Linked DNA regions of Mus musculus: region 1 is linked to region 2. Evidence: chromatin loops called from intact Hi-C (ENCODE). Cell type or tissue: left cerebral cortex. All regions are shown on one strand.

What was found. Hi-C counts contacts between places; a loop is a spot of excess contacts. Peaks named below come from ENCODE experiments on the same cell type or tissue, not always from the same donor. Only the 100,000 strongest peaks of a DNase experiment are listed, where the experiment ranks them.
Region 1: a loop joins it to region 2, with 2.3 times the contacts of the local background. A loop is called at or near these places in 3 of 42 quality-filtered maps.

The regions. Positions count from the first base shown.
Region 1 is chr9:53,973,092-53,978,091 of GRCm38, forward strand. Elmod1 (ELMO/CED-12 domain containing 1) reads right to left here and starts at 2,210. Exons shown (of 11, transcript NM_177769.4): 1 at 1,934-2,210. In left cerebral cortex, a CTCF peak has its summit at 2,177; DNase peaks (open chromatin) are centred at 342, 1,028, 1,304, 1,728 and 2 more places; H3K4me3 peaks cover 2,848 bases; H3K27ac peaks cover 3,018 bases.
Region 2 is chr9:53,664,662-53,669,661 of GRCm38, forward strand. Cul5 (cullin 5) reads right to left here and starts at 2,846. Exons shown (of 19, transcript NM_027807.4): 1 at 2,377-2,846. The coding sequence starts at 2,400. It overlaps Gm16124 (predicted gene 16124), which reads left to right and starts at 2,432. Exons shown (of 2, transcript NR_166653.1): 1 at 2,432-2,694. In left cerebral cortex, a CTCF peak has its summit at 2,921 (motif pointing left); DNase peaks (open chromatin) are centred at 2,488 and 2,827; H3K4me3 peaks cover 2,069 bases; H3K27ac peaks cover 1,568 bases.

The DNA.
Region 1 (5,000 bases), 310 kb after region 2:
GTTACATAATAGTTCCCTTATTTTGTTAATTCTATAGAAATGGAATTCCTTTATAATACCACCTATCAATGATTTTTCAGCACAATAGCACAGACATGTGACGCTGGTGTCAAAATCTCTTGGAAAGCTAGCATTCATATATGTTTTAGTTGAATCAGCAAGACACAATAGAGAAAAGGAGCAAATTTTCATTTCAGTTTTTTTTTTAAATCTTCATTAATTGAACACAGCAACACACACTGACCTCCGACTGGGAGAAGCAGCCTGGCAGGCGGAGGTGGAGCCTGTGATGTAACTGCGGTAGGTCTCTGTAGGAAGGACCTTTCCTAAATATGAAGCCTAAGTATGCAAACTGAAGCCCCTCCGCCTCCTCCTTGTGTGTGCAGACTTGCAAGAGAGAATTACTGTCTCTCTTATTCTTCACAAGAAGGCTTGAGTTCTTGGCCAACAAAAGAATTCCTTATAGATGGGTCAAGATTACCTATGTGTCTCCCACACACCTGGGGTTGGGCCGGGGGAGCTGACTGTCTGTAAATCCACCTTAGGATACTGACAACTAGGCAGTGTGTCAGTTTACTGGTTAATTGTGATGGCGCAACACGAGTTACGTAGTTCAAAGCGTAAGTCTGCTACAATCCAAAAAGTGCCCTGAAATAAAACATTATTTTGCTGTTTTTAACCTCAATGTCTTACAGAGAAAGCACTCATCTTTTCCCATAAGAGAGGGTAAGAAGAAATATCTCCTAAGGGTGAGGAAAAACAAAAATGTGTGCCTTTGGCAAAATTTCAACCAGATTGATCTCAAATGAAACTTCTAGGGAGAGAATGACCAAGACTGTTGTTACTCCGTGTTGTCATAAGACAACAAGGAACTATGACGTTTATTCCAATGTAGGCATGCTACTACCTGCTTTCCACCATATTGGCAATAGCAGTTAAGGACGGTTGTCAAGCGACCGACACAACATGCACACACTGCTGAGATGCAGAACAAAGCCTGGGTGGCTGCCTAAAATCGGTCTCTCCAAATGACAGCCCCAATTTATGACACCAGTCTAAGGCTTGCGGGGATTTGCGACGTCTTTTTCTCTGTTGGTGGGGAAGAAAGAGATGAAATTTGGAGAGCTCCAAGCAGTGGCCTGGGCTTCCATCTGTTTGTGCGGGGCAGAAAGGCTTACACACATATTCATTAAACTTGATCTGAAGCGAGCGAGTCTGTGAGGTCGTTTCTGAAATATTCATAAGGTCTGTTACCGGACTCGCCACTTAGAGGTTGAGCAGAAACACGACGAGGGGGAGCAGTTGGTGCCCACACTTGGAAATAAAGGCACTAGGAAAAACAGCACACCTCGCTCCACTGTTCCTGTTTTAACAGCTCCTCACGGCTGCTCTCCGCCCGCCTGTTCAATTGCACCTGCCCAGGAGATGCTCCAAGAGTGGAGTTTCCTGGAGTAGAAGGAGGTGCGCTCGCCAGCCCTGCAGACCTGGCTCAGGGTGGAGGCTCAGAGACCTCTGGTTTACAGCTCTGCCACTCTGCCGCCTGGCACCGCCCCGGGGCCTGACCGGCAGGACAGAGGGCTCCTTAGGGGCCAGGACCCTCCACTTGCCCCAGCCAGGCCGCTCTTTGTTCCCGCTTGGGATTCCTCCCTAAGCACCAGCAGTGGCGTTCAGTCGCTAGGCGACCTGCGCCCCAGGGACGCAAACAGCTTCCAGCGCTGACCCGCAGCGCCGCGGGTTGTTATTTCCCGGCTCACGATGAGAAAGAGGATTTAGTCTTGGGTGACTCGGGCGCTCCGGCACCCAGGTAGTGCGCACTTTCATTCACGTCCCCTCACTGTCCCCATTTATTTTGTACCCTACACACACAGGTCAGCTGCCACCTCTCTTTTTTCCAAGGGCATTCACCCTTGGCTCCTCTAGGGTCGCGACTCACCGGAGCAGAGACAGTGGTGGGCTCAGCAGCTCTGGGATCGCAACAGTGTGGTCTCCATCTCCGCCTTCGCTCCTGCTACGCACTAGCGACCGTGATCGCCGCGGCTGGTCCCCGAGCGGATGCTGGACAGAGGCGGCCGCGGCTGCCGCACTGGCTGCGGGCGCGGGAGGGGCGGGGGCGGGGCGGGAATCTGGGTCGCGTGGAGCCCTGCAAGCCGGGTTGCACCCTGGGCAGCGGGCAGAGAGGAGGCGACCGAGAGCAGCTGGGGAGGGCGTGCAGAGGTTTCCCTGGGAGCAAGACGCTGGCGGCTACTGAGCATGCTCAGTCGCGGAACCCCGGGGCGCGGGCGCGGCGGGGAGGAGTGAGCTCAGGCCCCCGCGCCAGAATGTGGGAAGAAAGGGTTAAAACTGCGCACTTGGCCGCAGTGGCCTAGTTTAACTGTGCAGGAGTCAGAGTCGACCACCCCTAAAGAAGTCCAGGGTTGTGAACCTGGGAAGACCTGTCAGTGGGATTCCTGAAGAATCTAGGGCAAGGAATGTTCTCCAGTTCCTCTGAGGTGGATTATCCAGAAGGCAAAGTTTGTTTTTAGTTTATTTGTTTTTTTACCTCCTCCCAATTCAGATACCCAACCCTCACTTGCTTTCCTGTGTGTTCTGACTCCCCCCAGGCATCCCCTTCCTCTCTTGATTCTTGGACAGGTCAGGTGAAGTTGTCAAAGAGCCAGTTCTTTAATTAGGTGTAACTGAGAGCCCCGGTGGGTCTTCCCTGGCCCAGGCCTGTGTTTCATCGAGGGTTTCATAAACAACAGCTCATTACAAGTTTAAGTATAATGGGATAAATTATAGATATCCTGGTCTGCAATTATTTGGGGGGAACACTGCCTTCTTGCAGTGGAATGGCTGAACTCCCGAACACCCACACCCTTCCTCAGTCCTATTTTCGGTTTTATGTAGAACGTCTTCATAGATAAGAGTTTCCGAACAACACAGGGAAACTGACTTCTTCAAAAGGCTTTGATTTTGCTCGTGGTGTTCCGATCTTCTGGTTTACCTTACCCTTTCCGTTCCCCTTCATGACGACCTACTCACTCTCTGTGATCAATGTTACCTTCTCTGAAACGTGGCTGCAATACAAGTTAATGCCTGGCTGTCAGAGATCATCTGGACACGCTGCTGTCACATAGTAGAGTTGGTTACTGCTGTATAAGAAGGTCAAACAACCAAGCCAACTGTTTTGTGCAGGCACGGAACAATGTGCTGAGAAAACAACAACAAATAAGACAGACAGGTTTTTCTCCTCAGAGAATTTACAATCTGTTGAAAACGACAGGCAAGCCAGAATGGCGGCAGCACTTGGGAAGCAGAGGCAGGTGGATTTCCTGAATTTGAGGGCAGCTTGGTCTACATAGTGAGTCCAATAACAATCACAAAACCAGAGAAAGGCAACAAATACCTAAAATGGAGAGTATTATCAAGAATAAAGGTCAAGTTGTTTTTGACTTTGTGTTACCCATCAAATGAATCTACCGAGACTTGACTTATCTCTGAAACAATGGATAATAATATTAATAATGGCCTCAGGCTAACCAAAATGTGTGGGTCCTTGCTAGTCTGTTGTTAAACCATTGATTTTTTCCCCCTTTCATTTGATTCCATCAGCTAAAACTGTTCTAATCTCAAATTATTTGTAGGAAGAACTTGCCATCCCAAGTAATGAGTAGGAGGCGTGTGTTGTGGGAGACAGAGCAGTTGTATTGTATCTATTATCTAATTGGAGGAACAGTATTTGTTAAATGGCCAAAGTCAACCGAGATTCCCAAATCTCATGAGTCTCTTCTCATGTATTATCTGTATTTACAGAAATAGTTATTCTCCAAAATATATCATTTGACTCATTGCACCTTCCTGCTGTCTGGATTGTGTAAGTATTTCGCTCGATCCTGTTGTTGTCTGAGCTTAAGAACCAGCTCTCCTGAAGCTTGTTTGATTATGGGTGTCCATGATGACTAATGACTAACCACTTTGACACTGTATAATGTGGGCACCTCCAGGGTTAGATCTCATTCATCTTTTTATTAAAGAACTTAGCAGATGACTAGTGGGTGGGGGATCCTCAGTGAGTTTACCGACTACAGGAATGCTGGGCCTTCCGACCACATTCTTTTTAACAGGTCTTCCTAGTAACCGTGGAATAAATTCCACAATCATGACACTTAACTTGGCCCTTGCCTGGTCTATGGATTTTTCCATTAGCCACAAATTTACTTTTTTTTCTTCTGGGTTTTGAGTTACTTTTGGATTTAGAAAAGAAGAAGAAGAAGAAAGAAGAAGAAGAGGAAGAAGAGGAAGAAGAAGGAGAAGGAGAAGGAGGAGAAGGAGAAGGGGAAGGAGAAGGAGGAGGAGGAGGAGGAGGAGGAGGAGGAGAAGAAGAAGAAGAAGAAGAAGAAGAAGAAGAAGAAGAAGAAGAAGAAGAAGAAGAAGAAGAAGAAGAAGAAGAAGAAAGGAAGGAAAGAAGGAAGGAAGGAAGGAAGGAAGGAAGGAAGGAAGCAGCAGCCAAGTGTGATGCACACCTTTACACCCAGCACCTGGAAGGCCGAAGCAGCCAGATTGCTATGGGTTGGTGGCCAGCCTGTTCTACATAGAGAGTTCCAGGGTTATATATTTAGTTAGACCTTGTCTCAGGAAAAACAAACAGACAAAACAAACAAACAAAAAAACCCATAAAACCCCAAACTTGATCAAAAGTTTACCATGCAATCAACAGCGAAGAGATTGAGACCATGTGAATTATCTTTTACAAATAATGCATAAAGAGTCCACAGAGGAGGATCTGTATGCAGAGTCACAGAGGAGAGCTGAAGAGGCTGGGGCAGAATTAGAAGCTGTTGTGTTCTGTCATCTCCTCAGGCTCAGTGCTGACTCACCCTTAGTAACACAGAACTCAGGTCTTTCTGGGATAGTGACATACTCCTTGATAGCATCACTTATTGAACATTCTCTTTAGGAATCTATTTGACTAAGAATTTCCCCACCCAAAGGTTTCTTTCTTTAGCAAGACTAGATTGGGC
Region 2 (5,000 bases):
CGGAGTCAGAAGATTCAACCAGTTGCAAACTGTATTGTCAAATATGCACTACATACTCAAAAAATTGCCAAAATCCAATTGACAGTTCACTTGATCTAACCAGAAAACATGATCCCAAATAAAATAAAATGCCAATATAAAAGCAGATCTTATTGCATCAGATTCTTAGAAATTTCATAAAGTTTCTAATCTTATTTTCTCAAATGTACTAGTAGTTATTTCTCTGAATTCTGTCAACTATAAAAACAAAACAACCTAACCCCAAACAAATGAGACAAAACAAAAAAACCACCTTTCTGGAAGTCACAAGCAAGCTGAGATTTTCCCCCTGAAGGGGCTCGGGCTCATTATTCAGCATGTGTCAGGTACAGCTGGTAGATCTGGGACTGACTCACACTACTCTTGTCTGACCGATGGACATGCTAATTCTCTCTTTGGTAAAATCTACTTGCATAAGTCCAAGGCATTTCTCAAATAAGCCAATATACTAGTCCAACAAAAAATATGCTAATTTGGCCACTCCCCAGTAAGCTCTATAGCTACTCAAGGTAGTAACAGCCCTGAATTTAATAATCCCATATATTAAATCATAGACAGACCCTGGCTGGTCCTCACATATTCCAAAGACAAACTTCAGTCTCCCCATTTTATGATTAGTACTTTTCAAAATATGAGTATTTGGAATCCCTCTCCCCAAAAGTTCCAACAACTAAAATAGGTAAATGTTTGACAATGTAGAGATAACAGAATCAAATGTCTGTTTATTATGTCCTTCATATTACAACAGTACTAGCTATAGAAAATCAGACTATCAGCCAGGCCTTGTGGGGAACACCCAGAATCCTCTCTTAAGTTCAAGAGCAGCCTGGTCTACACAGTGAGTACCAAGATCAGGTAAAGCTACAAAGATCTTTTTGAAAATTCCTATTTCTGGCATCTGACTTCACTCAGTTGGTTACTGGTCTTTCCAGTATATTGTCATGAAGTTACAGTACTTCTTTTTCTCTCTTGCTTTGAGTCAGGCTCTAATGACAGCCCTGACTGGCCTGGATTCAGAGATCAGCCTGCCTCAGCTTCAAAAATGTTGGGACTAGGGCTGGTGAGATGGCTCAGTGGTTAAGAGCACTAACTGCTCTTCCTAGGTCCTGAGATCAAATCCCAGCAACCACATGGTGGCTCACAACCATCTGTACAGCTACAGTGTACTCATATACTTAAATAAATCTTAAAAAAAAAAAAAAAAGAGCGTTGGGACTAAAGGTATGTGCTACCATATTGGAATGCAGAGCTTTAAAAATCATCCTAGTTATCTTTACTCCTAGCTGGGTCAGGTAGGCCTTTTCATTCCCCTCAGCCTCAGTGTAGACAATGGATTTCTGTGACTTCAAGGCCAGCTAGGTTACACAGCAAGTTCTGGCAAGACGGGTCCAATGAGACCCTTTTTTAGGGGGGAGGGAGCATTATCTATTATTATCTATTATTATTATTATTAATTCACACAGCCTGCGAACATAGTGTTTATGTCCCCTCAGGTAATCACTAGTCCCATATTTCAGTTAGTAAGTTCAGGTCAGAATTCTTACTAAAAAACACAAACTCGCCTCAATTGTCTTCCTCAATCCTCATTTTTTTAGAGATGATTCTACATAACCTGCTCGCCCTGGGACTCTCCTGGCATTTACAACTTTTCAATGCTTTCTTTAAATGAAAACTTTTCTACACCCTAAAAGGATGGACAGCAGCACTTGATCGGGTGCCATCGATGTCCTATAAGGGAGGTCAGGATTGGGAGACAGTTCCTCAAGGGACAGAGAAAAGGTGGAAATAGACGGCCAGGCGTGAGAGAACTGGTGGGAAGGTGTGACATTCAGAGAAGGGAGGAAAGAGGTGAAGTGGCAGGCAGGCACTGCTGTCTAACTCACAGTTCCTGCAGAGTGCGAACAGAAATTAAGGAATGGGGTTGGGGGAGCATGGGGGGACCAGCCATTGAAACCTGCTAGGCAGCATTTTGCTGGGATTTTTTTCCCCTATTATGTCTTTGACACTCCATTCAGAAGGGACGGGCCCCAAGAGTCACAATGATGGGTTGGTGCGGCCCAGCGACACTGCTCTCGCTCCCAGCCGGGGTTGGTCCCTTGAAAGCATCGCTGCGAGTCGGTGAGCCGGCGGGAGGAACCCACCAGGTCCTCTGGACCCCCGAGGCCAGGGCCCGGCGTCGGGGTGCTCGGGCAACAGCCACCCCGGCTCATTCCGGTGGACAACCCCGAACCGCTCTCCTCATACACATCTTGCCGCTCCCACGGAGCCCGGTCCTTCCCCGGGAGCCGAGCGCATCGATGGCCGGGCAAAAGCCCGGCTGCAGCCGGGGGGACTTACCTTTAACAGATTAGACGTCGCCATGTTCTCAACTTGGACTCTCGCGAGACGGGGCGAGACTTGGCGGCGCTCGGGGCCAGGCCTCCTCGAGAGGCCGGGGTTCCCAGCAGGACCCCGCAGGCCGCGGCGGGGGATGCGGGGGACGCCGGAGCGGCGTGCCGTCAGCGCCGAGCTCGTCCCGGGCAGCCGTGCTTCCTCGGGCTTTCCAGCTACATGGTCACCCCGGCCTGCCCACGCGAGAGAGCGCATGCAAACGCTTGAGGAGACGCGAGCGGCGAATGGTGGGAAGGGACCGGGAGCCGACCAGACCGGGAAGAGGTAGTAGCCACTTCCTCGGGCCTCCCCAGCTCGCCTTCGCTTCTGCCGCTGGGCTTGCACCCGCTTGGGCCGCCGGCAACGACTTTATCTCGGCTTAGGGCCCGCACCTCAGGGTCCGTGGCGGCGTCACGTGACGCGGCGGGCGGGGGCGTGCTCGGGAGCAACCCAGGCGACAGCAAGCCACTGGGTCCCGAGGCCCGCGCGGAGGGTGCGAGCGCGCCCTCTGCTGGCTGGAGCCGGCGCAGCCCTCACGCGCTCGCCCCAGATCGGAATGGCTATTCAGAGCTCAGGATTAGATTAGCCTGGAAGGCTTCTTACTGCTGTCCTCAGGAAATGCTGACTGAGAGAAGGCGCCCAGTCAATTAATAAATGATGCACAAACGTACTGTTATTCCTATAAACAAAAAAAAAAACCCTGCTTGTTCAAGAAGTGATTGTTAATCTTGGGTTCCTTAAGACATATCCTAGAGCACCCTATAGTATTTTCTCCAAATTGCATCGCTTCTGATCACGAATCTCTGATCAAGGGAAGAGAATGTAATTTATACAGGGATCTCTCAGGTTAGCTGTTATTTAATGCATTATGCAAGTTCCTAATACTACCCTTTGGGGGTTTTAGTTGCTTGGTTGGTTGGTTGGATTGGTTTTTGACAGTTTCTCTATGTAGCCCTGGCTGTACTGAAACGCCATCTGTAGACCAGGCTGGTCTTGAACTCGGAGAGTGGAGGTAGGTGCCTCTGCCTCCCAAGTGTTGGGATTAAAGGTGTGGGAAACCACCACCTGGTATCAAATTTGTTTCTTTGAAACTCATCTCTCACTGTCCAACAATTTTAGTCTCAGTACTCAAAGCAGAGGCAAGAGGATCTCCGTAAGATTGGGGACAGCCTGGTCTACAGAGCAAGTTTCAGAACAGCTAGGTCAAAAAACCCAAGAAAACAAAAGTTTCTCAAACGTTGCTAGTGCATTCTTTATATTAATATAACCTGGGGTGCTACTTAGAAAAGCAGACTTTCAGGCTCCACTCTGAAGGATTTTATTTCATATATTATGCCTGAAAACTCCTTTTGCCCCAAGCATTCCAGGTAGCTATGTTTAAAGAAGACTTTCTATGTATTCTTGGATGGCCAGGAATTCTGTATGTAGACCAAGTTGACCTAGAACTCTAGAGTTCTGCCTGCCTCTGCCTCCAGAGTGACTGGTGGGATTATAGGTATACGCCTCCCTCGGAAAAGGCCAAGAGTTCTTTATATCTGCTTCGTGCTGGGTGTGGTGGAGCATGCCTTTAATCCTAGCACACTCTTAAGTTCCAGGCCAATTAGAGCTATAAAGTGAGACCCCTATCTAAACAATATAGCACTTAAAGTGAGTTAAGATTTGCTACTTTAGGACTGAAGAGATAGCTCAGTGGTTAAGAGCACTGACTGCTCTTCCATAGGTCCTCAGTTCAATTCCCAGCAACCACATGGTGGCTCACAACCATCTGTAATGGGATCCAATGCCCTCTTCTGGTGTGTCTGAAGACGGCTACAGCGTACCCATATGCATAAAATAAATAAATCTTAAAAAAAAAATCTGCTACTTCACAATGGGCCTTAGTTATCTTGTTTGTGAAATTAGTATTAAAACATCTATAGCATAGTGCTATGGCAAAAATTAAATGTAAAGGCTAGAGAGATGGCCCAGTATACTCACATACATTAAAAATAAAATAAAATAAAAAGGGTATCATAGTCCATTAAAAAAATAAAAATGACAAAACCGGGTGTGGTGCCGCTCGCCTTTAATCCCAGCACTTGGGAGGCAGAGGCAGGTGGATTTCTGAGTTCAAGGCCAGCCAGGGCTACACAGAGAAACCCTGCCTCAAAAAACACAAAACAAACAAACAAACAAGACATGATTCTATTCATTTTTGGTTTTGTTCTGTTGTTTTTCACAACAGAAAGATTTCTCTGTGTAGCTCTGACTCTCCTGGAACTCGCTCTTTAAACAGGATGGCCTTGAACTCGGAGATCTGCCTGCCTCTGTCTCCTGAGTGCTGGGATTAGAGTTTGCCACCACCTCAGCTGATTCCATACATTTTAATAGATTAATTACTGAATGCTGGAATTTATCACTCATGGCAGAAACCTTAAGTATTAATTAAACATTGTGAAAAGAACAGTGAAGAAGAAAAAAAAAGCCAAGGATGCAAAAATAGAAGGGAGAATAGTCCAGAGAGATGACTCGGGTAAAAAAATATACCGGCTGTCTGGAAAGATCCAGTTCTGTGGGGGATCTAATGCTTCCGGCCTCCGAGGGACTCTGTA